2 separate regions of the Homo sapiens genome follow, and region 1 is linked to region 2. A link is an interaction called in ENCODE POLR2A ChIA-PET data of the cell type or tissue named here. Cell type or tissue: HCT116. All regions are shown on one strand. Each heading gives the region's core, and the rest is flanking DNA. Links, peaks and the distances in the headings are about the cores only. Region 1 overlaps LRMDA (leucine rich melanocyte differentiation associated). Region 2 overlaps LRMDA (leucine rich melanocyte differentiation associated).

The links. ChIA-PET counts read pairs that join two places held together with the same protein. Peaks named below come from ENCODE experiments on the same cell type or tissue, not always from the same donor. Only the 100,000 strongest peaks of a DNase experiment are listed, where the experiment ranks them.
Region 1: POLR2A ChIA-PET joins it to region 2 with 5 read pairs; 6 of 35 experiments call an interaction of 5 or more read pairs at or near these places.

The regions. Positions count from the first base shown.
Region 1 is chr10:75,492,521-75,508,422 of GRCh38, reverse strand. The region is part of intron 2 of LRMDA (leucine rich melanocyte differentiation associated); the gene reads right to left. Among named protein-coding and RNA genes, the nearest start is that of MIR606, 52 kb to the left of the region's middle. In HCT116, for the core only: no CTCF peak of the experiment used is centred there; DNase peaks (open chromatin) are centred at 9,852 and 10,274; H3K4me3 peaks cover 993 bases.
Region 2 is chr10:75,433,874-75,445,796 of GRCh38, reverse strand. It overlaps LRMDA (leucine rich melanocyte differentiation associated), which reads right to left. Exons shown (of 7, transcript NM_001305581.2): 2 at 7,303-7,403. Among named protein-coding and RNA genes, the nearest start is that of LRMDA, 8.2 kb to the right of the region's middle. In HCT116, for the core only: no CTCF peak of the experiment used is centred there; no DNase peak of the experiment used is centred there.

The DNA of each region.
Region 1 (15,902 bases), core at 8,340-10,839, 62 kb before region 2:
TTGAAGAAATATACAGCCCAAAAGGCTGAGAGTCAACTCAGACCTGACAAGCTGATAGGTAATGTCATGTTATGGCAAATCTGACTCTCCTGTGGTTGATTTATCACGTACTCTGTGCAACAGAATGATTGCTAATGGTGGAAGGGAGAGGGGGGGAAAAAAACACCACCATAATTTGCCTCTTCTTGCAACCAAGGGCTTGTATCAAAAGGGCCAAGCCAGCTCCCTGAAGTGGGGTAGGAATGCTAATAAATTCACACTACTGAGCAAACATATTAACATTACCCCCACACAGGTTATTAAAGTAATTTTACAGATTCAGAAGAACTGAACAGGCAGCAGAAGAGACATTCATAATTCAAGAGCTCTAGACAGCGAAAGAGTTACGAACCCTATACGTTTTTAAAATGCTTCTGCATGTGTCACTTTGGCAAGGAAATCTCAACACAATTAAAACTATACTAGCACATCAATAGGGCTCAATTGAGAGCTGTGTACCTGCCTTTTACTAGGCCAGGGCTTTATAGATGCCTCAGGAAGAAAAGGGAAATAGGAAATTCACCGCTAATTAAAGGGAACCTTCTGTGCCTAAGGACAAATGGTGGCATTTCTAAAATATATATAAAAGAAACACATTTCCAAATCTCTGCCAAGGGTTTGGCTTTTTCACAGTCCCTAGAACTATTCTGTGTTTGTTTGGAAGTTACAGAGCTATTCTGTTTGTGATTAATAGTTTGCTTTCCAGTACAAATAAGTCATTAAGAAGGGTAGGGTGGGGCACAGAGAGAAGTGACAGAATAGGAACTGGCTCCGAAACAATGCGAGTAAAAAATTCAGACCACATTTTTCAATCTTTCACTCCATTGCTTATTTACCCAAGTGAGGTTCCCTGCCTGTCTCTCTGGGTGACTTCAACATGACCCTTTAAGTGAAAAAACTCATTGGGACACCATATCAGAGGCCCTTTCTCTACTTCCTTTCACCTAGCTGGGCTTTTTGGTACCTTGAAAACTCAGCTAATTCATGATTAAGAAAAGAATCTGGAAAATGATGGCACAAAAGCAGCCAGGAGGCATGAAGAAGCTGCTTCAGGAGAGCTCCTGCCCTTGCTGGGGTACCCCTGTGACACTCCAGGGTCGCCCCCAATAGGCTGTAGTGCCATTTTGTGATGCTTCCAGCCAGCCATCTTTCTCCAAGCAGTGCCATCCTGTTTTGTTGGTTGTACGCTGGAGTGGAGGAACTGACAATACACCATTTACCGAGGGAGAGTCACTCCCTGTACAACAGATGTCACCAGGAAAAAAAAAAAAAAGATGCCAGAACACAAGGCTTGTACACTGCTGAGCAAACACTGAATTTTGCACCTGAATGAGCATCTGGGTTTGAGAGACCAGGCAAGACCCACCCACATCCCCAAACACGCACTCACCCAACCACAGCACAACTCTCCCCAAGGGCCCCAAGAGAGCTAAATGGGGGAAAGGCAGCCAGCATCCAAGCTCCTCACACCAGGAACTTCCTCTGCCATTGCTTCTGGCTCAGGTTTCCAAAGCACTTTCACTAAGGGTGAAGAGAGAACCTCCCACAACAACCCCCTCGTGCCAGGAAACCTGAAAGAATCTCTGCTTTCACACTCCAAGACACCAGGCACCAAGATTTCCATGGGGAAAGACATAGCAGTCAGTGAAATCAATCATCATGGTCACTGGGCACCGGCCAAGGGACCAACATGGCGCTGAACTCTACAGGGGATACATGGGACTTTTAAAGCATGGTCCATGTCTCTCCACCAAGCCTACAACCAACCCAATTGGGGACCATGATTGGTTTATCACCAAGTAGATGGAGAGTTTCATGGTTTGCTCTCGCCACTGGCCCATGAGCTCCTACAGGGCAGGGACCACATCTCACTGATCTGCTATAAGACACCAAAAAAAAACAACAGAAATGAATGAAAAAAATAAATGAATGATTGATTTTTTAAGAAATCAAAAAATAATAAGCACAGGGTAAAAAGGCAGAACTGTTAGTTGGTTTGGAAATCCCAGCTTTGCTGCCAGTTCAGGCCATTCTCCACTCAGTGACTTAGAGAAATCAGACAGGGGAGTGGCAGGAAGTGGAACAAATGTGTTCTCTTTTCTCTAAGTCCTCTCAGAATGCCCTCCTATTCCCCATCACACCTGCGTAATGCCATGTCCATCTTATCCTGAGAGTCTATGTTTGGGGTCACTCAGCCTGGTTGTAATCAGAAAGGTAAAGCAGGACAGGATTAGTGGGAGTACTACTAAGAAATGAAAAACCAGAGGTTTATTTTAGCTTGTTCTACTTATGGTTCATTGACTTCTGCCCTGAAAACAGCTCCAAACGACTCCCAGGGGTCAGCCAAACACTAAGTTCACCGCAGGTTTTCTCACTATGAAACTAATAAGCCTTAAAGGCTCTGTGTTTGTATTTTAGGTGCTACTACAAGAGGGATGGAGGAGGAGAGTTAATATGGCCCATAGTAGACTCTTAATAAACATGTGTTGAATGAAACTGAGACACACAATAGTAACTTGGAAAGTTAAATAATTCAGCATGAGACACACCATCAGCATGAGAACTGCTGTCATTACACCATGTGGTGACAGGGGCAATAAGTGTTAAAAATTCACCTAAAGGAGCAGCTGGAGTAGGGGTGGAGGGATCAGGGACAGCTTTAAGCAAAGGGTAGGAATCAGCTGGTCAGGGAAACATGAAAGAAGGGCATTCCAGGCAGGAAGAATATGGGGGGTCCATGAGTGCAGCAAGTACATGAAGTGGTAGAATAAAGGGTTCATGGAGGGAAGTCAAGGGAGCTGAGATGGGATGCAGGAGAGACTGTAAGGATCTAAACAGCACAAAATGAACATCTAACCCTTGCTCCTGCTCTTCTCCTGCCAACTGGTCCTGTTCCACGTTTTCTGTTTAGTGACTGTGCCACTGTGGTAGAGATTGCTGGCTGTCCCCTGATTATCTACAACTATGTGTGGCCATGAGACTCAGTTCTGACCCTTGGGATGTAAGCAACTTCTGGGTGGTGACCTTGAAGGGAAAAATCTAGAATGTGAACATACTAGTGAGCCAGCTATAACCATGCTAAGGACAATGGTCTAGAGATGGCAGAGCAATAAAACAGAAGGATTCTAGAAGTACAATGCCATGAGACCACCAGATCAGCCCTGGAGTGCTTACACTTGGACTGAGATGAGAGCAATCCATTTCTCTCTTGTTAGCTACTCTTGAGTCCTGTTTTAACAGCCAAACCTGTGTCATAACTAAAACAACCCTTATTCATCCCATTTCCAAGCCAGGCACTCAGGTGTGATCCTGGACTCCTTCCTCTCTTTCCCATAACCTATCTCTCACCTAGTTCTTCTGATGTTAATCTGTATCAATCACTCAAACTTGCCCTCTGTACTCCATCTCACTGCAACAGCCAAGGATGACATGATCTACCTACACCTACTCTGACCTCCCCCAATCCATTTATCCACTCTGTAGCCAGAGTGATTTTTTTCTAGACACAAATCTGATAAAAGTCCCCTGATTTAAATTGCCAATGTTTCCCACTGTTCTTAGGGTAACAGTAAAAATCTTTATACACACCTTACAAGGCTCAGCGTGGTAATCCCTACCTACCCCTCTTATGCCACACTCCATACCAACCTTCTACTAGTTCCTAATGCTTTCTCCTCCCACAAGGCCTTTGCACATGCTGTTACCACTGCCTAGAATGCTTTTTCCTCCCCTCCTTGTTGAGATAAGTCCTACCTATCCTTCAGATCTTAACCTAATACCCTGCTTAGAGAAGATGACTCCCCCCTATTACTACAGACGTTATTACATGCATTTATCCTATGAGGCTGTCTTACAATATCTCCATTTGTTACTGGCCAAACCTTTGATATGACTTATTTTTCCATTAATCTAATAAAATATGAAGTGGATTTTACATTTAGTTGATTCATGCCACTTCCTCCCTGCCCCATCCCCCCAAACCCCACTCACAACTGAAAGCTCAGCAAGGGTAGGGACATTCTTGTGTTGAGCTCCCTCCTGAATCCCTAGCACCCAGCATAATGCATGGCACATAGAGGCACTCAACAAATATGGGGTGCCGTGGCTCACGCCTATAACCCCAGCACTTCAGGAGGCCAAGGCAGGTGGATTGCTTACGCCCAGGAGTTGGAGACCAGCCTAGGCAACATGGTGAAACTCCATCTCTACAAAAATAATACAAACATTACCCAGGCACTACTCAGGAGGTTGAGGTGGGAGGATCACCTGAGCCCAGGAAGGTCAAGGCTGCAGTGAGCCGTGATTGTACCACTGCACTCCAGAGCCTGAGTGGTAGAGTGAGACCCTGTCTCAAAAAAAAAAAAAAAATGGGATTAATAAATAAATGACCTAACACACAAATGAATGAATGGATGGCCCTGATATCTTCAATTCCTTATGCTTCATTAATACCCCTTATTATCTGGTATGTGGCTAATCAAATACCCTTACACTTCCAGATTGTTGACCTTTCCAAATGAAGCCAAGACTCTCACAACTGAATATGGAATAAATATCCCATCTGTTCTCCCTCTCTCAGGTTCTTCCCCCATAAAGACAACCTACTGTGCGAGTGTAGTTTCTTATATACTTTATTCCCAATATAACTACTGTAATATCAAAAAAAATCCCAGAGGAACTGAGTATCACTAGTACTTAATGACCCATTAGACAGCCACCTTGATGCAAACCAGAAGGTGGTTAATGCTCTAACAAACTGATTCTAAACCAAGGTAACAGAGGGTGACAAAGGGATTGCAACTTCTATAAACCAATAGTCATGGTTTATAACACTAATATTTTATTAGCCTAATGGAAAATAGGGCATACCAGATTCATGACCAATTATAAAGCAAGAAAACTAAATCATGGGGGCTGTGGCCAAGTTCCCCCTAAATGTCTGAGTCCACAGGCCTAATGTCATTTGAATCCCCATATTTTTCCTTTAAACATCCACCACCACCCCTGCCCTGCACACACATACAGCAGCAACAGTCTCCAGCATGAGAAGCCACAACACCCAAACTGCATAATGCAGTGTTCTAGAAGAAGCCAATGAAATTTCCCTAAAAGTCAGCTGGCTTCACATTCATGTGCAAACTTATTTTTTAAAGAAGGCAAGCACAACTGCAGTACCTGTAATAATAAAAAAAAAAAAAACAGGCTATCAACTAACAGTGGGCAGCCTCATGTCCAAAATGGACATTCCCTAGAGAATGCAGTCCCTGCCTGGCTTTTGCACTTTTACATGGTGAGCATTAAAAAGGCTTCATGCACCTGTTGCCATCTCACCCTACCACAGGTGCTTCAGTGTTTTGAGTCTCAGGTTCAGTGTGAGAAGGGAAGCAAATGATACAAATAGGTGTTGCTGTGGGTCACAGGGTGGTGTGGGCTGTGCAGGGGGTTTTCAGGCCACACAGGAAAGAGAAGAAAAGGTTGCCTCTACCTGGGGACTGCAGGACTGGACAGGGAAGAACAGCACCAGTCAGGGCAAGAAGGAGGAGAAGTGTGCCTGCAAAACTTCCATGACATGGAGGTTTACCTATATAACAAACCTGCACGTGTACCCCAAACCTAAAATAAAAGTTAAAAATAAACAAATATAAAATAAAGAGAAAGAAGTGTGTACCCACTAGTGCCTCAGGAGGCCTCTGAACCCTTTGGAAGAAACAGCAAGAGTAAACTTAAGCCCATACTTGCACCTGCCTGAGTTCAAGGGCCAACCAGGCCCTGAGGCCAGGATCAGCTAGAGGTGAACCTGACACGAGTCATTCCCGAAGACATTTATTGTACCAGATTCTTCCCAAAGAAACACTGGTGATTTAGCTAGGGCTGTTCCTCTTCTCTGTATAAGAGTAAACAGAGGCCCTTAGGATTGGCCCCATTAATTCAACTCAGAGATCAATAAAAAAAAAAAATCTAAAAGGCAAAAAGGTATATAACTTGTTCTCTGGACTGGTTGGGTCAACAATAATCCTCTCCCAAACTGTGCCCAACAACAGGGAAATGGTGAAATAGATCATGAACAACAGTCAGTGTTGCAGAAGCCACAGGGCTCACCCCTGTGCTGCTGCTGTCCTCCTCAGCTTCCTGGGCACGCAGTTGGACTTAATTTCCCAGCCTCCTTTCAGGAACAGGCTTACCAATGAAATGTGAAAGAAAATGAGGTGTGTGACTTTTGGGCTAAGACAGTTAAGAGTGGCATGCCTTCTCCATGATCTCTTTCCCCACTCACCAGAACTGAGACAGCTCCAAAGAAAGAGGGGAGAGCAGAGCCACAAGAGGAACACAGCCTGGGCCCCTGAATGATGGCAGGACACACAGTTCCCCTCCTGACCTCCCTGCACTTCACACACACTCTACTTTCATTTAAGACAGCACAAACAGGCTGGGTACAGTGGCTCATGTCTGTAACCCCAGCACTTTGGGAGACTGAGGTGGGAGGATCACTTGAGGCCAGGAGTTCAAGACCAGCTTGGGCAACATAGTGAGACTCTATCTCTAAAAGAAAAAATAAAGAAAGCAATAAATAGACTTGGATCACGTTAAGTCACTAAGACCTGGGAGCAGTTTTAAATAGCAATATCTTCCCTGACTAAAAGAATAATTCAAATGTCATTAGCATCTGGTCTGAGACCTATTTCGGTTATGTATATTTGTAGTGCAGATATACCCTCTTGATTATTCTGGACTCTGGTTATAGTTAATATTTGGTTTATATTCTCTCCATTGGGTTATTGAATCAAAATTAGGATAAAAATTTCACCATAGAAAGCCCTCAATATGGAAAAGCCACCAGCAAACATTCACAAGATGACCTCATTCCACGTCTATAAACAGGCCCACACCACCTGCCTTTCTTGCTCCTTCTGGCCTCTCTTTCAATAGACAGGATGCACAAGGAATCCAATACTTTTACAGACATCTTAGGTCAGTTAACAGTAAGAAGAAAAAGAATCATTTAAACACACACCAGGAAAGTGTGGGAGCAACTGGGAACACATTTTATAAGAGTATAAATATGAATTCCTTTTAATGGAACAAGTTGTCATCTACTCCCTTGTCTGAAACTACCAATTAAAAATACCAAAGAAAGAATTGTACATATTCAGGACTATTATCATTGATTAAAACAGAGTAAACTGACTCCTACTGGGGTAATAGGTGGGAAAAAAAAAGGCATTTTAAAACAAAACAGTATCCCAACACCCTGATTCTCTGAAGTATCCCAGAAGGCACACTTTGTGGTAGCTAAAGCCTAGACTTGCATTCCTTCAGAGATGTCATAAATGACTGACACCTGCAATGGGAAAGTCTGTGTCTTGAAGCAGAGACAACATGCAAAGAAGAGACTTGAGAATCTGTCCAGGAGACTGACAACAGGTTGCAGAATTCCATTCTGGAGTTGGGGAAGCCTGCTATCCAAATAAACAGATTTGGATAGGCTTTAGGTCTGTGTCCCCACCAAATCTCATCTCGAACTGTAATCGAGCGAGGGACCTGGTGGGAGGTGATTGGATCATAGGGGTGGCTTTCCCCCATGCTGTTCTCATGATAGTGAGTGAGTTCTCACAAGATCTGACAGTTTTATATAGGGCTCTTCCCCCTTCGTACACTCTCTCCCTCCTGCCACCATGTAAAACGTGCCTGCTTCCCCTTCTGCCATGATTGTAAGTTTCCTGAGGCCTCCCTAGCCATGCAGAACTATAAGTCAATCAAACCCCTTTCCTTTATAAATTACCCAGTCTCAGGTAGCATCTTTTTTTGTAGCAGTGTGAAAACGGACTAATATACTCAGATTACTAAGTATTTACTGCATATCTACTATATCACTTGAATACCTGTTGTAGAAACTGAATTTGACTATTTCAGAGCTGAAAGAATTCTTAAGAGATCATCTGTCACTTCTCAGCTATGAGACCCTTGCTTGACTCCTCAGCCTCAGTTTCTTCTGTAGAGCAGAGATAATAATATTCTTCACCCTATGATAAAATTCTGAGAATATTATTATCTGACAGATGCAAAGCACTTAGCGAAGGTAGGCCCACAATTTATCTTAGTGGTCATCAGAAAAAGAGTTACCATTAGAAGGGCTCAGTTGTGTGTGTGTGCATGTGTATTAGCAGTGTTTCAGAAAGGTCTGGGTGTCACTGGAAGACTCCTGTAAGGAGCAACAGGGGTTCAATCAGGATGGTCTCCAGCCCCCTACCTCAGTCAGAAGCAGCTCAGTGTGGGGCTATTTGACATATTAGGGTTCCACATAACACATCACTCAACTAAAGGGCTCTATTGCTTAGCAGGAAAAAAAAGTGTAGAAAACACTGATTTAAACCCCTCCTCCCTTTTCTCAACCGATGAGGAAATGAGGTGTTGGAAAACAGAAGTTAATCTAGGTTTCCTGGCTCTCAGCTCAACTATCTTTTCATTGAATCAGGCCGGAGCTCAGAAGGGGAAGGAACCAAGTTTCTTCTTCCAGCCAAACCTGGGGATCTGGTCTCCAGACCTTGGCTCTAGACACCTTGGTACCTTAGGGGAGAAAGCAGTGTTACCCATCACTGCCTCCTACTGAGATGAAAACAACCCCTCCTATGACCACCCCAATGCTATTGTGAGCACCTCCCCACACACTGTGTCAGAGGAGGCTGTCTACACACCGAAGGCACTGCTCAGGCCAACTCCCAGCCCAAGTTTTGGTACTGGGAGAATCATAGCCCCGATTGTGGCTTTAATTATAACCACAGTAGCCAGCAGTTATTGAGCATTTGCTTTTTGCCAGGCACTATGCTAAGCACTGCACACCCCTTACTTCATGTAAACTTCAGGACAGTTCTGTGAAGTAAAGTGCTATTATCATCTCCATTTTTCAGAAAAGACAGTCAAGGCCCAGAGAGTAAGCACCTGGGCCTGCTCATCCCGCTGGGGAGTACGAAGCCAGACCCTCACTCCAGGCAGCTTGGCTTCACTTCCCATCCTCTCTTCACTAGTCCACATATTGTTCCCCAATCACAGACCCACAAACCTGGAAAAGATACACAGGCAGGGAGAGATGAATTCCACGGACTAGGCAAGGATAGCTGTATTTTAGGAAGCAGGGACAGGAAAATAACTGGAAAGCTAGAAGACTTTTGAGTTAGAAACTGCACATCTCAAGCAAGCTGGGATGCAACACAGAAGCGTCAGCACCTCTTTCATCAATCTGGAAAAACGACCAGGAGGAGGAGGAATTTCAGAGGGTGTCTAGATTCCAGGCTCCAGGCTGTCTCCATCACCTCATTCTCCACCACCGCCCTTCCCTCCTGCCTCCAGGTTCCCAGCCTGTGCATCCAGATCAGCACCTTCTCACCTGGTCCTGCACACAGTAGGCACTCAAACACATACCCTCTTTCCACCTGCTTTTTCTCCACCCACAGCGTCTCCTCCAGTTCATCCTCCCAAAACCAACTCACTCCCCCTTTAGGCTTCTGAGACGGAGAGGATTCGTGGAAGGCCAAACCCCTGCTAATACTTTGCCAACTCACCCCATCCTCCCCTCCCCTTTATATTCCCCCATTATTCCTGGATCAGTTTCCTCACCCTGTGCTAATTCCTCTCCCTCTCCAGTGTTTATACCCTTCAGATATTTGCAGGCTATTATGGTGTACCCACTTAGTCAAGCAGCACACATTAAATTCCTTTCATCTTTCCTCATAAATCAATCCCTTAATCCTTCCAAGCCCTTTAATCATACTAGCCGCTCCTCTCTGAACTCCATCCAGTTTCCCCAAGTCTCTGATAATGTTGTGACACAGGGCTGGATGCAAGGTTCCAGCTGCTGACTCACCAAACTCCTTAAATGTCAAGGGACTTGATGCACACACACGCACGCATGCACACGCAAACACTCGTGCACACACACACGTCGCTCCATCTGGGAGGTGGAGCTCCCAGCTCCCAGAATACAGCTATCCTTGCCTAGTCCGTGGAGCACCCTTCCTGCAGCCACAATATCACAAGTGACTGTGGGTATCTATATGGACACGGACACTCTCAAGCATTTTCCTGCCATACAGAACTTAAAAGGGGGAAAAAAAAGCTGCAGAAAGTTTTATAGCCCCATAAGATTTTGACTAGCTATTCCCACACATTCCCTAAGTACAGAGATAATGCCTCTGAGATCAAAGGGGACTTAGGGACCAAGGAAAATGTCATATTGGAGCACCACAGGCAAATTAAAACCACAACGAGACGTCATCATACACCCAACAGAATGCCTACAATGAAAAAGACTGACAACACCAAATGTTGGTGAGGACACGGAGCAACCAGAACTTCAATACTTTGTTGGTGGAAGTGAAAAGGAAACAGCCGCTTTGGGGAAAACTGGAAAATTCTTATTAAAACTAAACGTGCATCTCCCCTAGGACCCAGTAGTTCCACTCTCATGTATTTGCTCAAGAGAAGTGAAAATATATATATACAAACAAAGGCTTGTATATGTGTTCACAGCAGCTTAATACCTAAAATCTGGAAACAGCTTAAGTGACATTCAACAGGATTCAACAACAAGAAGAACCAAACTACTGGTACATACAACAGGAATAAATTTCAAATGCACTGTGCTGATGAAAGAAGCCTCACGTACACAAAAATATATACTATATGATCTTAATTGTGTGAAGTCGTAAAACAGGCAAAATTAAGCCATGGTGGAAAAGAAAAAAAAAAAGAGCAATTGCCTATGGAGGGGAGGGAGCAGGAATTAGCTAGGAAGGGACATAAGACAACTTTCTAGGTTGAAATCAGGATCTACACTTTGATAGGGTTTGGATTACACAGGTGCGTGTATTTATCAAAACTCACAGAATGGTACATTTAGGGTTCATGCATTTCTCAAAAAAAAAAAATATCGAACTCTAGAAAATGATAGGCATGCTGAGTGTTCAGGGTGAGGGATACTGATGTCTGTAACTTACTATGAAATGCGTGAAAAAAGCAAGATGGATTGATGGATGGCTAGAGGTGAAATAAAGCAAGCAGAACAAATGTCAATGGAAGAATCTCAATAGTGGGCATATCCATGTGTCCACTATACAATCCTTCAAACTTTTCTGTATGATAGAAATTTTTCATTAAAAATATTAGAGTTAAAAAAAAACTGGATCTTTCTATTCTTGACATCTTGGAAACCATGGAGCTGTGAATGCCACCCTGACATGTAGCATGATTTTATCATCTCATCACTATCTCAACCACCTGCTTTGTTCTGGGTGTGGCCAACTCTCCCAGTCACCCTTCCCCACCCATGCATATGTCTTTCATTCCCTTTTCTTCATTCTCTGTCAATCTCTAAATCCCTTTAAAGAAAAGAAAAAAAAAAAGCTAGGCCAGGAGTTCTTAATCTAGGATTCCTGAGGGGAGAGGGCAGGGGGTGGGGTCCACAGGTCATATATACACATATGTGTATATACCCCTCATGTATACACATATGTGTATAGACCCCTCATGTATATACATATGTGCATACACCTTATGTATAAACATACGTGCATTTTTCTGAGAAGTGGGTCCATAGCTCTGTTAAGATTCTCAGAGATCTATGGCCCAGAAAGGCTCAAAGTACAGCTTGAAGTCCTCTTCAACTGCACTTCCGAAAGTATGCTAGGTCAGTTCATGCTTCCAATTTAGAAACCACCTGTGTTTCTAGTTGTAAAAGCGCCTTCTCATGGTATACCCATCTCACATAAAGGGAAAAGGGGGCTGCTTGAAAAATAATCCTGTGTTCCTGAAAAACATCTCTAGCCATGCACAAAAAGATGAGGGTTATTAAATGTAAAATAAAACAAAATTAAGATATAGACTATTGCTCAAGTTTTCAAGTTTTTGAACATAAAACAAACGAAACATTTACTAAGCACTTAGCATAGTGATTGCTTACAAGAGAAATTAACTTTTGTTGAGGACCTACTATGTGCTAAGCACTTTACATGTGTTCTCATTTAATTTCATTCTCCATTGAATTATATCTCACTAGCTCTGTTTTATAGATTTTTTAAAAAACCACTGAGCCTCAAATAAATTATCCCCCAAAAGTCATCTAGCAAGAGGATTTGAACCCAGGTCTCTAGACCTCCAAAGTCCAATCTCTTCAAAGCCTCTTTAAGCAAAAATTTCATGTACCACAATCATAGTTCCTAGATCTCTGTTTAAAACTCCTGGATTTCAAATATTGTCTCACTAACTGTAAAAGTGCTCAAAATGACCCAGAGGTACAAACATTCCAGAATGCAAACATTATCTGCTCAGACTACCCTTTGTCTTCAGAGGTAGCACAACTCATCAGATTACACGTCCCAATTCCTGATTTGGAAAACTCCACTGCTGCCAAAGGACAGAGAGCAGATGGGCTGACTTGTAAGAAGGGACACAGCAATGTCATCTGCAACATCATCCTGCCTCAAAGCACCTTTTTGCTCAGTGGAAGGGCCTGTCTTTCCTAGAGCTTGGGGACCACCACAAGCAGCACCACCTGGGTTTGCAACAGCTGGAACTATAAAAATCCAGCCACCCCGAGGCATTGCCTTCATCTTCTATCTGAGAATTCTTTAAAGTTAGTCTGTTCACAGGAGGGTGGATGCATGACACTGGCCTTGACTTTTGGATTCCAGGGACTTCTATGAGGTAAAGTGTATTCATCCCCATAAGTGGCAGGACTCTGGATCTCAAAGGGGTTGCCCTTTGGCCCAGCTGCCCGCAGGCAAGAAGGGGAGGGAAGTTTCTAGAGATAAGTGACAGTCATGATCCAATGAAGGGCAAAAAGCTCAGAGGCTTCCAAGAACCATTCCCAGCTGTTTGGTCACTTTTTCCTCTGTACGGCAGGCCTTGATGTTTTAGCTGCATGAAAATGTTATGCAGAGGAGAAATGAAGACTTGGCACTCAAAAAATGGTCCCCTCCATGCCCACCATCTTAATATCGATAAAAGCAGGTTAAAACAAACATCAAGGGAAACCTTGAAAGGGGAAGAAAAAAAAAACCATAAAAGGCCTGTCTGAGAAATATATAGAACTAGGGAGGGGCATTTCAACTACAGCTTGGAAAACAGAAGGGAGGGAGGGAGAGAGGGAGAAGGAGACAGAAAGAGAGAGACAGGATACAATAGATGAATGAATTGATAGGCAGAATCTACAGGTGGCCTACCCCAATATCCATTCTCCCCTTCTCCCTCAGGAAAAGAACCTCAAATTTTAGCAGGGCACATTGCCACCCAGGTAAAAGACTGCAATTCTCTGCCTCCTTTGCAGCTAGGTGTGGCCTTACATCTGGACGGCTACATAAGATTTCTAAAAAGACTCCTTAAAAGGCAAGAGCAAATGTCCTTCTTTCTGCCTTTCTTCCTGCTGCCAGCCTGGAATGTGGACATGATGGCTGGACTTCTAGTTGCCATCCTGGACCATGATTAGTTCAAGATCCCATACCCTAGAGACAGCAGAGTAGAAAGCTGGAAGGAGCCTATCAGCCCTAGGCTGTCAGCCTCTAGGCCTCTTTTACATGAGAAAGAAACAAACAGGCCAGGCACGGTGGCTCACGCCTGTAATCCTAGCACTCTGGGAGGCCAAGGTGGGTGGATCACTTGAGGCCAGAAGTTCAAGACCAGCCTGGCCAACATGGCGAAACCCCATCTCTACTAAAAATACAAAAATTAGCCCGGTGTGGTGACACACACCTGTAATCCCATCTACTCCAGAGGCTGAGGCATGAGAATCTCTTGAACCCAGGAGGCGGAGTTTGCAGTGAGTGAGATCACACCACTGTACTCCAGCCTGGGCAACAAAAAAAAAAAAAAAAAAAAAAGGAACAAACATAAACCTTGTTTTAGCGGCTGGTAACTGGAGTTATCTATCCTATGCAATTGAACCTAATTCTAACTGATACAGAGAAGTGGATGGGTGAATACATAAATAACATCTCTTTAGGAAGTTGTTTCAACAACCGCTAGTGGAAACCACCACACCCTAATCACAGCTCTGGTCTCTAACTAGCCCCAACTACCCAGATTAGAAAGGATTGATTACCAAAGGTAACAGCCACCATATCTCTAAAGACAAGAAGTAAAAGACCACTATTTTCAGGCTACTAAATCAAAGCCATCATTTCAAGCAAATTCACCTGTTCAGAGCATTAGGCGGAAAGAAACATGGATTCATCATTAATTAGGCCTCAGCAGCCCCACTTCATAGCATATGAACTTTACAATGCCTATTTTCACTTAAGGAAAATTTAGAGAGAGAATTGATGCTTTAAACAAGTAAATTTGGCTGGGCGTGGTGGCTGACGCCTGTAATCCCAACACTTCAGGAGGCCAAGGTGGGAGGATCACTTGAGCCCAGGAGTTTGAGACCAGCCTGGGCAATACAGTGAGACCCTGTCTCTAAAAAATAATAATAATTTACACACACACACACACACACACGTAAATTTCAGACAAGTCAGTCACGGAGAGTCAAGACCAGGAGCTACCTAATTAGATGATGGGGAATAAGAAATAGGAAACTGTGACTAGTCTTTCCAGGCACTCTTCTCCCCGGAGTTATGACTGAGTGGGATAAAGAAAGCTTCCTTGAAATAATTTCCAAGACCAAGCCTGCACCCATGGGGATGTCTCACCACACATGTAATTCCAAGGCCACAGTCAGCAGTTACCCAACAGCAGGGAAGATGAGGCCAGTGTTCCAGGAGGTGCCAAATTTTAAGGATGTGACTTAACCATCTCAACCAAGAGAATGACGGGGTATCTTCCATTACACCTCCAACAGTCACAGCTTCTCCCTAGCACTCTTCAGAAGGGTAGCTTCAGAGCGTGGTGGCCCATCCTGTGTGTCAGTCCAGGGATTGAGAGAACATACCTTCAACCCACAAGGACTGTGGGGGCTCCCTCGGCTTCCCATATGCCATTTTCCCACTCTGATTTCATGGACTTCACACACACACACACACACACACACACACACACACACACACCCAATCTCAACCCTCTATGGCTCTCTCTTCACGGAGATCCCAAAGAGCCAAAACTTGTAAGAATTCCGCTCACTTCCCAACCTAGGAAAACTTGTTCTCCAAGGATATCCAGGAAGGGAAAGCCATATTTTAGGATCTCGAGGTTGGATTTTGGTGATAAAGTTTTAAATTGCTGTCCATTATTAATCTTAAACTCACAGCAGTCAGCCCCGAGATATGCAAATATAACAATTCATAAAAACAGCCCCTTTGTTAGTTGTGCTTGAAGAGCTTTTAAAATATAATTGCAATGCAGTGCAAAGTAAAATAAAAATTCAGATTTTCTTTTACCGAGGCCATGAACAATACTGTCCCTTTTACAGCAGCGGAAAGCCTCAAGACATCCGTTATATTCCTTCAATGAGCTTTGTTCAATAAATGCTAAGCCTTGAAGCTTTTAAATGTATTAAAGTGATTATGATATCATCACTCCAAAGGCACTTCAATAGAACATTAAGACAGAAACAATTTTCCTCCACACAAATGGTATAACAGTAACAAAAAGTTGATTAAATGCACATTGTATCAAAAATATTTTTGGTATTTATAGACATATGTAGATAACATTAACTGTAACCCACACCATGGGCAGGGAACAGAAGAGAAAATAATAAAAGCATTAGGGGGAGAGCAAATTTTAACAATAAATCTTCAAAACTTAAACTGTGGTTTGACTGTGACTTTGCTTGTGGATTTATAGTCAAAGTCACACTACATAAAAGAGAATAAGGCTCAAAATTAATAAATTCTAGAGGAGAACAAGTCTTTCTTTCCTCTTCTCATAAGCAA
Region 2 (11,923 bases), core at 7,712-10,211:
CCAGGTTGACATGGGAATATTTATCACTGTTTGCCATGGGAGCTCTGCTCTGCCTGCTGTGTTCAACAAGCTAAGCAGGCAGCCCACTCAGGGCCCCTGGGGGAGGGGAATGGGGCCACCAAGGAGAACTCTGCCCTGCCCCAATCAGGGGAGATGGGAAACTAAAAAGCTGGAACAGTTCATTAAAATGTCCTCTTTGCATTGAGCAGATTAAGGAACCAACCCGGCTAAAGCACAGAATTATCTTTACTAATTAACAAAGGAAAGGTAAAATATGAGCAAGCTCAAGGAAGAATTTGGGACCATGGACATTCAAATACTCTTGGAAGAAGAAACTGGTATCACCTCTCCAGAGGGTAATCTGACATCTGTACCAAAGCTGCCCTATTTTGTCTAGAAATTTGTCAAAGCAGCTAATCAGAGACATACTCATTAATGAGTATTACAAAGATATTTATATTAGAGCTATTTATAATAGTAGAAATTTGGAAAAAAAAAACAAACTAAATGTCCAACACTAAGGAAAGACTTGAGAAACCTTTAACAATTGTGATACAGGCTGGGCATGGTGGCTCATGCCTGTAATCCCAGCACTTTGGCTGAGGTTAGAGGATCACTTCAGCCCAGCAGTTCAAGACCAGCCTGGGAAACATAGGGAGATCCCACCTCTACAAAATTTAACAACAACAACAACAAAATTAGCCAGGCATGGTGGTGGTGCACACCTATAGTCCCAGCTACTCAAGGGGCTGAGGTGGGAGGATCGTTTGAGCCTGGGAGGTTGAGGTTGAGTTGCAGTGAGTCATGATCGTTCCACTGCATTCCAGCCTGGGTGACAGAGTGAGACCCTGTCTTAAAAAAACATTGTAACGCAGTAAAGTATTTATTGAGATGGGGAAATGCTTCCAACACAATGTAAACAATGGCATCATTTTTTAAAGTATTTGGCATTGTAAAAGACTAGGAAGACAATACAATGATAACAATGGTGATTTCTGGTTGGTAAGATTATCAGTGACTTCAGAGGAAGATGGTTTCCTCCATACTTTCTCTGGGTTTTCCAATATTTCTATATTAATTACTGTTACTCTTATAAAAATTATCTTAAAAAATAAAGATCTTAAATACAATTTCACACTAGACATTGGACTCACATTCACTAATGCATTCAATTTCAAGGGACAAAATGTCATGCCCCCTGCCTGTTACCTGATCAGCTCCCTAAACCCTCTATCCTCATTCCAAGGTGGATGGCAAGACCCTGACCCTGAGAATTGAGTCCAGAGAACTCAATCCAGTTCACAGTCACTATGGCTGACTTGGTTCCTGGCTGATCACAGCAGGAAGAATCAGATCCAGGCTGAAAAAGCAGAAAAGAGGAACGTGTGAGCCTTTTAAGGGAGCCAGAAATTTCATTTGGGCCTGTTTTCTTGCTTCCATTTCCAATTTCTAACGTGACAGGGTACACACTGGCTCCAGTAACTTTAATTCTCCCCCAGAAAAGAGTCACAAAAACAATACAGCCTGAAATCCATGACCTTCTACATGGAGAGGTCACCAGTTTACTGTTGGACAATCCAACTAACACAGAAGTGGATTTGCCATAGTTAATGCAGGAAAGAAGACTCTGACGTATAATGAGAAGAAAAAAAATACATACAGTAACTTCAAACAAAAGTCCAGAACTTATAAGTTCATAACTACCCTCCTTTCCAGCATAAACAGGTGGCCATAGTAGAATCAGCAGAACTATCTCTTTTATGAATGAAATTAACAATGATTGTGGATGGATAAGAATGAATGACAAGACAACAAAGAAGGATGTTCCTTATATGAGTGGTTGAAACCTGGTGCCTTTCTTTTAACTAACATCTTGGCAAGCAGTAAATACAAATCCAGCCACATAAAAAAATTCACCCAAGCAGATCAATAATAGGGAGATTAAATAAATAATCAAAAATCTCCCAACAAAGAAAAGTCCAGGACCTGATGGCTTCACTAGTGAATTTTATCAAACATTTAAAGAATTAACATCAATCCTTCTCAAACACTTACAAAAAATTGGAGAGTAGGGAACACTTTCAAACGTACTTAACAAGACCAACATTGTCCTGATACCAAAGCCAGACAAGGACACTGCAAGCCAATATCCCTGATGAACATACAAGCAAAAATACTCAACACAATCAGCAAACCAAATTCAACAGCACATTAAAAGAATCATGCACCATCATCAAGTGGGATTTATCCCTGGAATGCAAGGATAGTTTAACATACGCAATCAATAAATGTGATATACCACATTTATTGATATATAATATATACCACATTAACAGAATAAAGGATACCATATTAACAGAAAAAGCATTTGATAAAATTCAACATCCTTTCATAATAAAAACTCTCAACAAATTAAGTATAGAATGAATCTACCTCAACATAATAAAGGCCATATATGACAAGCCCACAGCTAACATCACACTCAACAGAAACAAATTGAAAACTTTTCCTCTAAGATCAGGAATAAGGATGCCCACTCTCACCATTTCCATTCAGTATGGTAATAGAAGTCCTAGCCAGAGCAATTTGGCAAAAAAAGAAATAGGAGGCATTTAAATTGGAAAGGAGGAAGTAAAATTGTCTCTGTTTGCAGATGACATGATCTTATACATAGAAAACCATGAAGACTACACCAAAAAACTGTTAGAATAAACAAATTCAGTAAAGTTGCAGGATACAAAATCAACACACAAAAATCAGCTGCATCCCTATACACCAACAAAGAATTATCCAAAAAACTTAATCCCATTTACAATAACATGAAAAAATAAAATATTTTATAGGAATAAAATTTATTCCTATAAATTTAACCAAAGAGGTAAAAGAGCTGTACAATGAAAACTACAAAACATTGATGAAAGAAACTGAAGGATACACACATAAAGGAAGATATCCCATATGACCTAAAGCAATCAACAGTTTCAATGCACTCCTTATCAAAATTCCAATGGCATTTTTCACAGAAATAGAAAAAAAAATCCTAAATTTCATGTGACACAAAAGACTCCAAATAGAGCAATCTTGAGCAAAAAGAACAAAGCTAGAGGCATCACACTACCTGACTTCAAAACATACTACAAAGCTATAATTATCAAAACAATACATACCGACATAAAAACAGACATATAGACCAACGGAATAAAATAGAGAGCCCAGAAATAAATCTGCATTGACAGTCAATTGACCTTCAACAAAGGTGTCAAGAACACACAAAGGGGAAAGAACAGTCTCTTCAATAAATGGTGTTAGAAAAACTGGATATCCATATGTGGAAGAAAAAACTGATCTCTTATCTCACACCATATACAAAACAATTGATCCCTTTTCTCAGATCATATACAAAAATCAACTCAAAATAGATCAAGAACTTAAACATAATGTAATGTACAGCATGGTGGCTATAGTTAATATTACTGTATTGTATACTTGAAATCTGCTAAGACAATAGATCATTCATGTTCTCTTCATACAAAAAAGGGAACTGTGTGAAGTAAGGGATATGTTAATTAGCTTCAGCTCAGTAATCATCTCACAATGTATGCATGTATCAGAACATCATGTTGTATGCTACAGATACAACTTTTAGCTGTCAATTATGCCTCAATAAAGTTGGAAAAAATTTAAAAATCATATGTTAGTATATGCATGGAATATCTCTGGAAGATGACACAAAAACTGAGTAACAATACTTAGCTGTGCAAAGGGAAACTGGGAGGCTAAAGGACATGGTGTAAATGAGACTTTCTTCTCACTGCATATTTGCTCCTTCTAAAGGTTGTGCCATGTGCCTGTATTAGCTATATAAAAACTGAATAAACAGAACTCCTTGCCTAAAAGTAAACTTTGCCCTAAAACACAAATGGACTGCAGCTGATCTTGCAACCTAGAGGAGTGCAAAGTTTTTATTTATCAAGGTATTGCTCTGTTTAAGGCAATATCCTGATATAACTCTTTGGAGGAAAAAAAAAAAGAAAGAAAGCCTGTAGAGATATTCTAAAAGTAGAGGAAAGGGTTAATTTTTTTATATATAACAAAGGAAGAATTTTGTGCTTCTGAGGATAGCTCTGGAAAGATGGTAAGTGGCATGGAAAAGAGAGAAAGGGCCTGGGAGAAAGAGGCATTAGTCACATGCAGGAGGCCTGACCCTAATTAGAAGCACTGCCAGGGAGAAATTCTCTGTGGCAAGGAGAACCCAAAAAATTTCCAGAAACAGTGCTATCTCAACCTTATCTCCTGCTGTGTGCCACAATTACCACCCAGCCCTCTTCACTACACCTTCAGCTGGCAGTACAAGTCAATACATAATAACATGGTGTTGGGCTTTGGAGAAATGAAGGGTGTGTCCAGAGTGGGGCCAGGCAGGCTGCTCAAGAGGAAGAATAGCAGACAACAGAGCCGAAAGATGGTCAGGGAGCTGCGGTGTGCCGGGTGCAGGGCAGCCTGACTGGGAAACATGCTCCCTGCAATCCCACGGATATAGTGAGGGGCAGAGGGGCCTAGGTAGAAACTTTCTATAGAACATGGGATGTGGATTTACAATATTTCATTTGGATATCATGATCCCTGAAGCCTAGAGAGCTTGGGTCATCCACTCCATCCCCACTCATTTGGAAGGTAAGTTTAGAATCTCCTGTCTCTTCTCTTCTCCCTATTTTCCCCCTCTCCTGTTTATTCTTTTTTCTCTTTCTTTCTTTCTTTTTTGAGACAGTTTCACCCTTGTTGCCCAGGCTGGAGTACAATGGCACGATCTCAGCTCACTGCAACCTCTACCTCCCAGGTTCAAGCAATTCTCCTGCCTCAGCCTCCCAAGTGGCTGGGATTACAGGCACCCACCACCATGCCTAGCTAATTTTTTGCATTTTTAGTAGAGACAGGATTTCACCATGTTGGCCAAGCTGGTCTTGAACTCCTGACCTCAGGTGATTTGCCCGCCTTGGCCTCCCAAACTGCTGGGATTACAGCTATGAGCCACCACGTCCGGCCTCTGCTTATTCTTTTTTTAAGAGGAATTAGCTAAGCATCTAAAACATCTTAGATGTTGATTCAGCTGAAGGCAAAGATAGAGACCAGTGCCCAAATAAGCTCGAATCTTCTTCTAACACCCAAGAGAAATAGTGTTGCCTCCCCTGCTCTTCCCTCCAATTAGGTAAATAAAGAAGGTCAAAGGTGATCCAGTCCCAAGCACACCCAACTCAAGTCAGGAGTGCTTTTCTCCATTCTGGTCTGCAACTGACTCCAGTGTAACCAAGTTCTTAAACACAAACTTTTTCTGAACCTTAGACCTCACCCCTCCACTCCTCATCCCTGCCCAAACTCAGCTACTGTCCAGTGTGGAGTTCACACACTGACCACAACACGGACAAGAACAGGCTCCTGACCAGATGTGAAACCAACTCAAACTCAACACTACAGAAATGTCTCTCCTCTCAACAAAGGAAAATACAAATCTTCAGTGCTCTCCCTCTGAATCCACTTTTCAGCCACCCCCTTACGAAATTTTCCTGCATCTAGTATGTGTCATTTCCTACAATAAATCCATATAGATCCAGCCCCTCAGAGCCAACAGCCCCTTCTTGCCACACATACACACCTCCCAAGGTCCAGTACCTCCTCTCCCAAAGAAAGGCAGGGCCCCTGGACATCACAAAGATGGCTGTGTTTCCTCAAACCCAATAGCCCAGTCCCATGATCCACATGCACTGATGCTCCCTCACGGGGTCCAGCCTCCTCAAATCCACATCCGGCTCCCACTAACTACTCAGGGCAACCACAACCCAAGCTCCAGTGCCCTGAGCCCCTGGGGGCTGGTCACACAGGAGGAACTCCTTCCATGCCCAGGAAAGGAAGCCTTTTGCCTAAGTCTGCTCTGGGAAGCTGGAGCACTCAAGGCCACGCACTCGGTCCTCTCCTTAGGTACTGGAACAAAAAACACATCCTTCATTTCTCTAGAGTCAGCATGTATTTATTTGGCTTCCTCTCATCCCTGTGTACTACTTTACAACTTGTCAGTTTCCACCTCTCCCCAGATGCACACAAACCCTTTGGGAGTAAGGAAGAATACACAGACAGCGGCCACTCTCCATCCACTACAACCCTCAGGGTGCCCCTTTCCTGGAAACAACACAGCTCTGTGTGGCCATGTGCTCCCGAGCAGCATCCAAGGAGTTCCGCTGGCTGACCTCAAACAAATCCTCTTCCACCTCTCGTGCCTTATTACCCTGAGTTGTGTTCATTTTCCAGAGTTGTGTTCCATTTTCCAATTACAAATTCCTAATTCCCAAGTATCCTGACTCAGCTGTGGGAAATGAAGACTCCAAGGCCTAGAAGCAGGAAAGTGCTTGGGCCCTGGAATGGAATTCAGGTTCTTATCTCTCCTTTGACCCCAGGACAGTCTGTCCCACTCAGAGGGCAGCACAGCTCTCAAGGAGGGCATGGAGGAAAAAGCCCTGGGTGGCACCAGCTTGTTAGGAGGAAAAGCAATCGTCCTGCCTGACCCCTGCTCTTATCCCACTGACACCTGCTTTCCAAGTACCTCTTACTTCTTTCCTCCAAGCCCCCAAACCAGGCGCAAGGCATAACCTTTTAGGGAGAAAGGAAATAACTGCCTGTATTCTCCACTGGAATAATATACAAGATCACACTTACCTTTGCCAAGACTGGAACAGTTGTCAGAGAGTTTTCCTCCCACCCACTCCACACCAGCAGTATTTAAATTGCTTTGAAACACCATCCGGGAGAAATTATCATCACAAATATTTAAAGCTCCCATTCATAAAAAGACAAAAGAAAGAGAACACACACATACACACACCCTACCTGTGACTCGACGAATGTTTTGGGACATGTGTTTATCCTAAGAAAGCACACCTAGACACCCCAAAACACTCTTGCAGGCTTCATCTCATTCCTTCCCCAAGAGTATTCTGACCTGTCTGCACAGGTATCCGTGAGAAATGAAAAGAACACAGTGAAAATATGACGGCTCTCTCATAGGAACTCGTGTGAAATGGATGAGGCTCAATATGCTGCCTGCCTCTTCAGCAGCACAAAAAAAGGCAGCCAAGGAATCACCGGACACAGTGAAACCTTTGGGGTGTGATTCCACGCATCTCAGAGCCTTCTGCTGAATAAAAGGACAACCCATGTGGAGTTGGAACATTTGACTTTTATCTGCTTGGCCCTAAAGTACCCAGGAGGACTGGGCCTCCCAGGCCTGGCCTACATCTTGTGAAGGTTACATACCTCAGAAGGTTAAAGCTCAGATCAAGCCTCTTTGCGAAATGTCCACAGTCCCTGCCAAGGTGCTCTGGAATTTCTCTGCAGTCCTGGCCTATGTAGGACACCTGGAAATTAAATGGAACAGAAACAATGTGGCAAATGGAAATCACCCAGCTGCTCCCAACCCTGAAATTACTGATCCAATGATTGCTTCTGCAACTTGAAACACATGTTTCTCACACACAAAAAGGCCACACTTGTGACTGTTTCCCTGATCAAATCAGCTTTGGGGGCTCCAAGGACTCCACCAACAGCTCCCCTTTCCTGGTGCAGTTAACATGATGAAGACTAATCCCAGGACAATGGAAATTGGACTAAAATTGGCCAGATTCAGGTGTCCAAAAGAAACCTGAATATCAGGGCACATTGATATAACCGCAACAATCGCCCTCTCACTCAGGGGCTTTTGCAACAGTTGCTCCTCTGCCCCTTCTTCTCCCTCTCCTCCACTGCCCTCCAGTACCCTGGTATGCACATTACCTCATAAAAGACACAGCAGATGCACTTACCAGCATCCAACCTTCAGGGTGCTGGAACAAATAGGGTTGGAAAAGAAAACCTCCCCAGACCACAAATCCCATCCAGTTGCCACTGTGTACAAAATGCCCTCCACACCCAAACAAAGCTGATTTGAAGGCAACAGGGCAACAATGTGTGTCCGGGGCTCCTGAATGTCCCTCCTCCAGAGGCCCTTTGGCAGTCAATCCCACTCTGTGCACAAAGCTGTTTCTTTGGGCATTCTTCTATTTATTACAGATTATTTATTATTAAGTACCTGTATGTGCCCAAATATTAAAAAGCTGAACTGAACTGAATCTGAACTGATTCCAGAACCTGTGAGAAGGTCAGTGGACTTTCTCACTACCCTAATCACCCAGTTTTTGGAACCCATTTTTACAGACAGCACTCTGTGGGCAGATTGGCAACTAATCCTCAAACCATAAAATAAACCCATGAGGCCGAGTTGACCAGTGGGCCACAATGCATGCTGTTTCCCTAAAATACAACATGCTCAACCCCCAGCTTGAAATTCAAGCCCAAGACACGGCTATAACCTTCTTCTGGTTTCCCTACAAATCACATTCTTCCACACATATAGACAAAGATCTCTTAGAATGAGAGAGAGAGAGACTCCCCAGGAGGGTGTTTCCTCATGGGAAACAAGACTATGGTGGCCATCTTACATCCTCAGATATTAGGTTCAACTATGTGAACTACCAATATCCAACCATTTTAGAACCACAAAATAGCTCTTTTACATGGTGCAACCTAATACAAGCTGCACTGAACCCTGACACCCTCAACATCTCCAGTCATCTCTCAACCTTCTCCTATCCAATGAGGACAAACTGCTGACAATGCAATATCCTATATCCACTCTCCTTCAGTAACTTCATTCTAGGAGGAGAGAAAATAAGGAGAAAGGATAGAAAAATAGCTGACTCCAATAAAGTAATTTTGACTCAAGAAGATATAGGCTAAAAAATAAAGGACTCTAAGTTCAATCTAGCAATCTCTCCTCTTTCTACCTGGGGTCCATCTTTCTTCACAGTTCCTTGTGTAATAAATTAAGTTCTGCTTCCAAGCTGAGACAGAAATCATATGCCAAAGAGAGACTGTGGCTATAAGGCCCTATTCTATCTGGGGACTTCGATTTCCCTCAGGATCTCTGCTCAGTCAGCAGCTTCTTGGCCAGGCGCGGTGGCTCATGCCTGTAGTCCCAGCACTTTGGGAAGCCGAGGTGGGAGGATCATGAGGTCAGGGGATCGACACCATCCTGACTAACATGGTGAAACCCCATCTCTACTAAAAATACAAAAAATATTAGCCGGGCATGGTGGGGAGTGCCTGTAGTCCCAGCTACTCAGGAGGCTAGGGTAGGAGAATGGTGTGAACCCTGGAGGCGGAGCTTGCAGTGAGCCGAGATTGCACCACTGCACTCCAGCCTGGGCGACAGAGCCAGACTTGTCTCAAAAAAAAAAAAAAATTCAGCAGCTTCTTCTGTATTGTACGTTCACAATGAACCCCAGGTCCATGGCGCTCACCAGAAAATCCATCCCATTCACCCCAGCCTGCACTACTGTCTTGCACATATTATCAGTCAAGACCTCTGTGATATATATAGCAGAGACGTTGAGTTTTAGATGCAGAAACTGGGCTCTTTCCTCTTAGAATGGCCAAGGACTAAATCTAATAGACACCCAGTTTGTCAAAACTTCTGATGTTTTATACAAGGAAACTAAGACTCCAGAGCCCTGCCCAGCACAATACAGCTTCTTAGTGATAGAGCCCAGATCAAGTCCTATGCCATAAATAAGGACTTCCAACTTGGGGGCCATGGAGTGCTTACAAATCCATGTGTGGGTGTGAGATTTCTCTCTCTCTTTTTTTTTTTTTTTTTTAAAGAGATGGGGTTTCACTGTGTTGCTCAGGCTGATCTCAAACTCTGAACTCAAACAATCCCCTCGCCTCAGCCTCCTAAAATAGCTGGAATTGCAGATACAAGCCACCATACCAGGCAGACATGAGTTTTCTTGATCAGCAAATGCCAGTGGTGCATCTATCATCATGTTTTGGCTTCAAAATGAGTCTTCTGAGCTGAAAGGGCAAGAACTTCTCCCACGGTGCTACACTGAGGACCCAAGAAGAGTGTTAGAGCCTGGGAAAAGAGAGGGATATTTGCTTCCCTTTTTCTTCTGTAGGAATTCCATTCAAAGGAAACAGGAGCACCAAGGAGAGCTATCATAAAGCATTTGGATCACTCACAACATCTGATGAGACTGTCAGCAGCCTGTTTCAGTACATGGTCTTAACTATACAACATCCCAGGAAGACTAAGAAAAATACAAGTTGTTCTCACTGTTCTCAAATGTGAAGACCAAGTCTCAAAAGTTTAGCATGAGAACCAACTCGATAAGTAATCTGCATGCTTAGATAACTCCTGTGGTAAAGTAGAAGCTTTTAGAGATGTGAGTTAAGCCGACCAGGCTGAAGGGCTCAAATCAGCTGGAAAAGGCTTAAAAGCAGCAAGCAGCCACTGCCAGACATTGCAAGCAATGCTTGAAACTAGAAAAAAGACTTAAGAAGTGCTTCTGAGGGAAGACATTACCTCTCAGGATGTCAGGAAGCTTCTTAGAGCACAGGACCACCTAATGTAAGATTCAAGGCCAGAAGAGCCAAACCAAAAATAGTTTGCTTCTTCAGCAAAAGGGAGACGGGATACAGAGATTAATAGATCTTAAATGGCACAGAAGCAAGAGCATATCCAGAACACCATTGCATTTAGTCAATTACCTTGACTTAGACTGCATTGAGGAACAAAGATTCAAACTTATAATTTCTCTATTTTCTATAATTTGTACCCTAAGACCTCCACCCTGTGTGGAATAACAGGAAGGGACACCATTACCAGGCAAATGAAAATATAACAAGTTAAAGACCCCTACGGAGAAGAAACTAGAAAGGGAAAGGAGAGTGTCTGGAAGGGGTCCCCACCTATGTACACACCCAATCCCTCCAAGCCGAAGCTGCAGAAAATAACCAAACTGCAGAAGACTGCAGGTTTCACTTTGCGTTGGGACTCTCTGGCTCCCAGGGCATTTCTGGAGATGATGAGTTTGTCAACAGTCAGATGTTGAGGAGATTATTTTTTGATGCCTACCCCTAGCCAGGGGTGGGAGATCCTCGATTTTAAATTTGTAATACTGAGCTGGGCACAGTGGTGCACACCTGTATTCCCAGCTACTCAGGAGGCTGAGGCAGGAAGACTGCCTGAGCTCAGGAGTTCAAGGCTGCAGTGAGCTATGATTGCGCTACTGCATGTCAGCCTGGGCAACAGAGCAAGACCTTATCATTCATTCATAAATAAATAAGTGTATGTGTGGTACTGGAAGCTGTCGGAGTAGAAACAACCATAGGTACAAATCTGATTCCCGGTACTGCCACTGCTAGCTGTGTTGTCGCGGATGAGTCACCATCTTCGAGTCTGTTTCCTCTTCTGCAACTGGGCTAACACTAACTCCTCCAAAGGTGTTAAGAATAATGTAAAAACCAACATTTATTAAATGCCTATCATGTGCTTGTTATCTATTCAATCCTCATGAAACAGCCCCATGCATATTATCGTCCCTATTGTACTTACAGGAATGCGATGAGCTAACATATTAAAAGTGCACAACACTGTCCTTGGCACCCAGTGGCCACTCTGTTAAACAGCTGTTGAATCAGACCACTCTCCCCACAGAAGGGATTCATTATTCCAATATCTCTTGGGCGCAAGATTTCAGTGCCCAAATTCCAAGTTTGTATTTGTGTCTACGATCGTATTACGTTGTCATAAGCTAGAGGAAAGAGAAATGACTTAATGCTGAACATAAATGATGCATTCAAGCCAAGAGAAGCCAAATGAAGTCAGACCCATGGCAAATGAAAAGCCTTTTGCAGAGAAAAGCAATAGGAAGACTGCAACATCCCCAGGCATGTGGCATCATAGGCCTGTGGAGCTCCTAAAAACCAGCTCCACAGCAGTCAACCCATAGTGGCATTAAAAGCAGTGACCTAACTTCAAGCCACGCAGCATTCATCT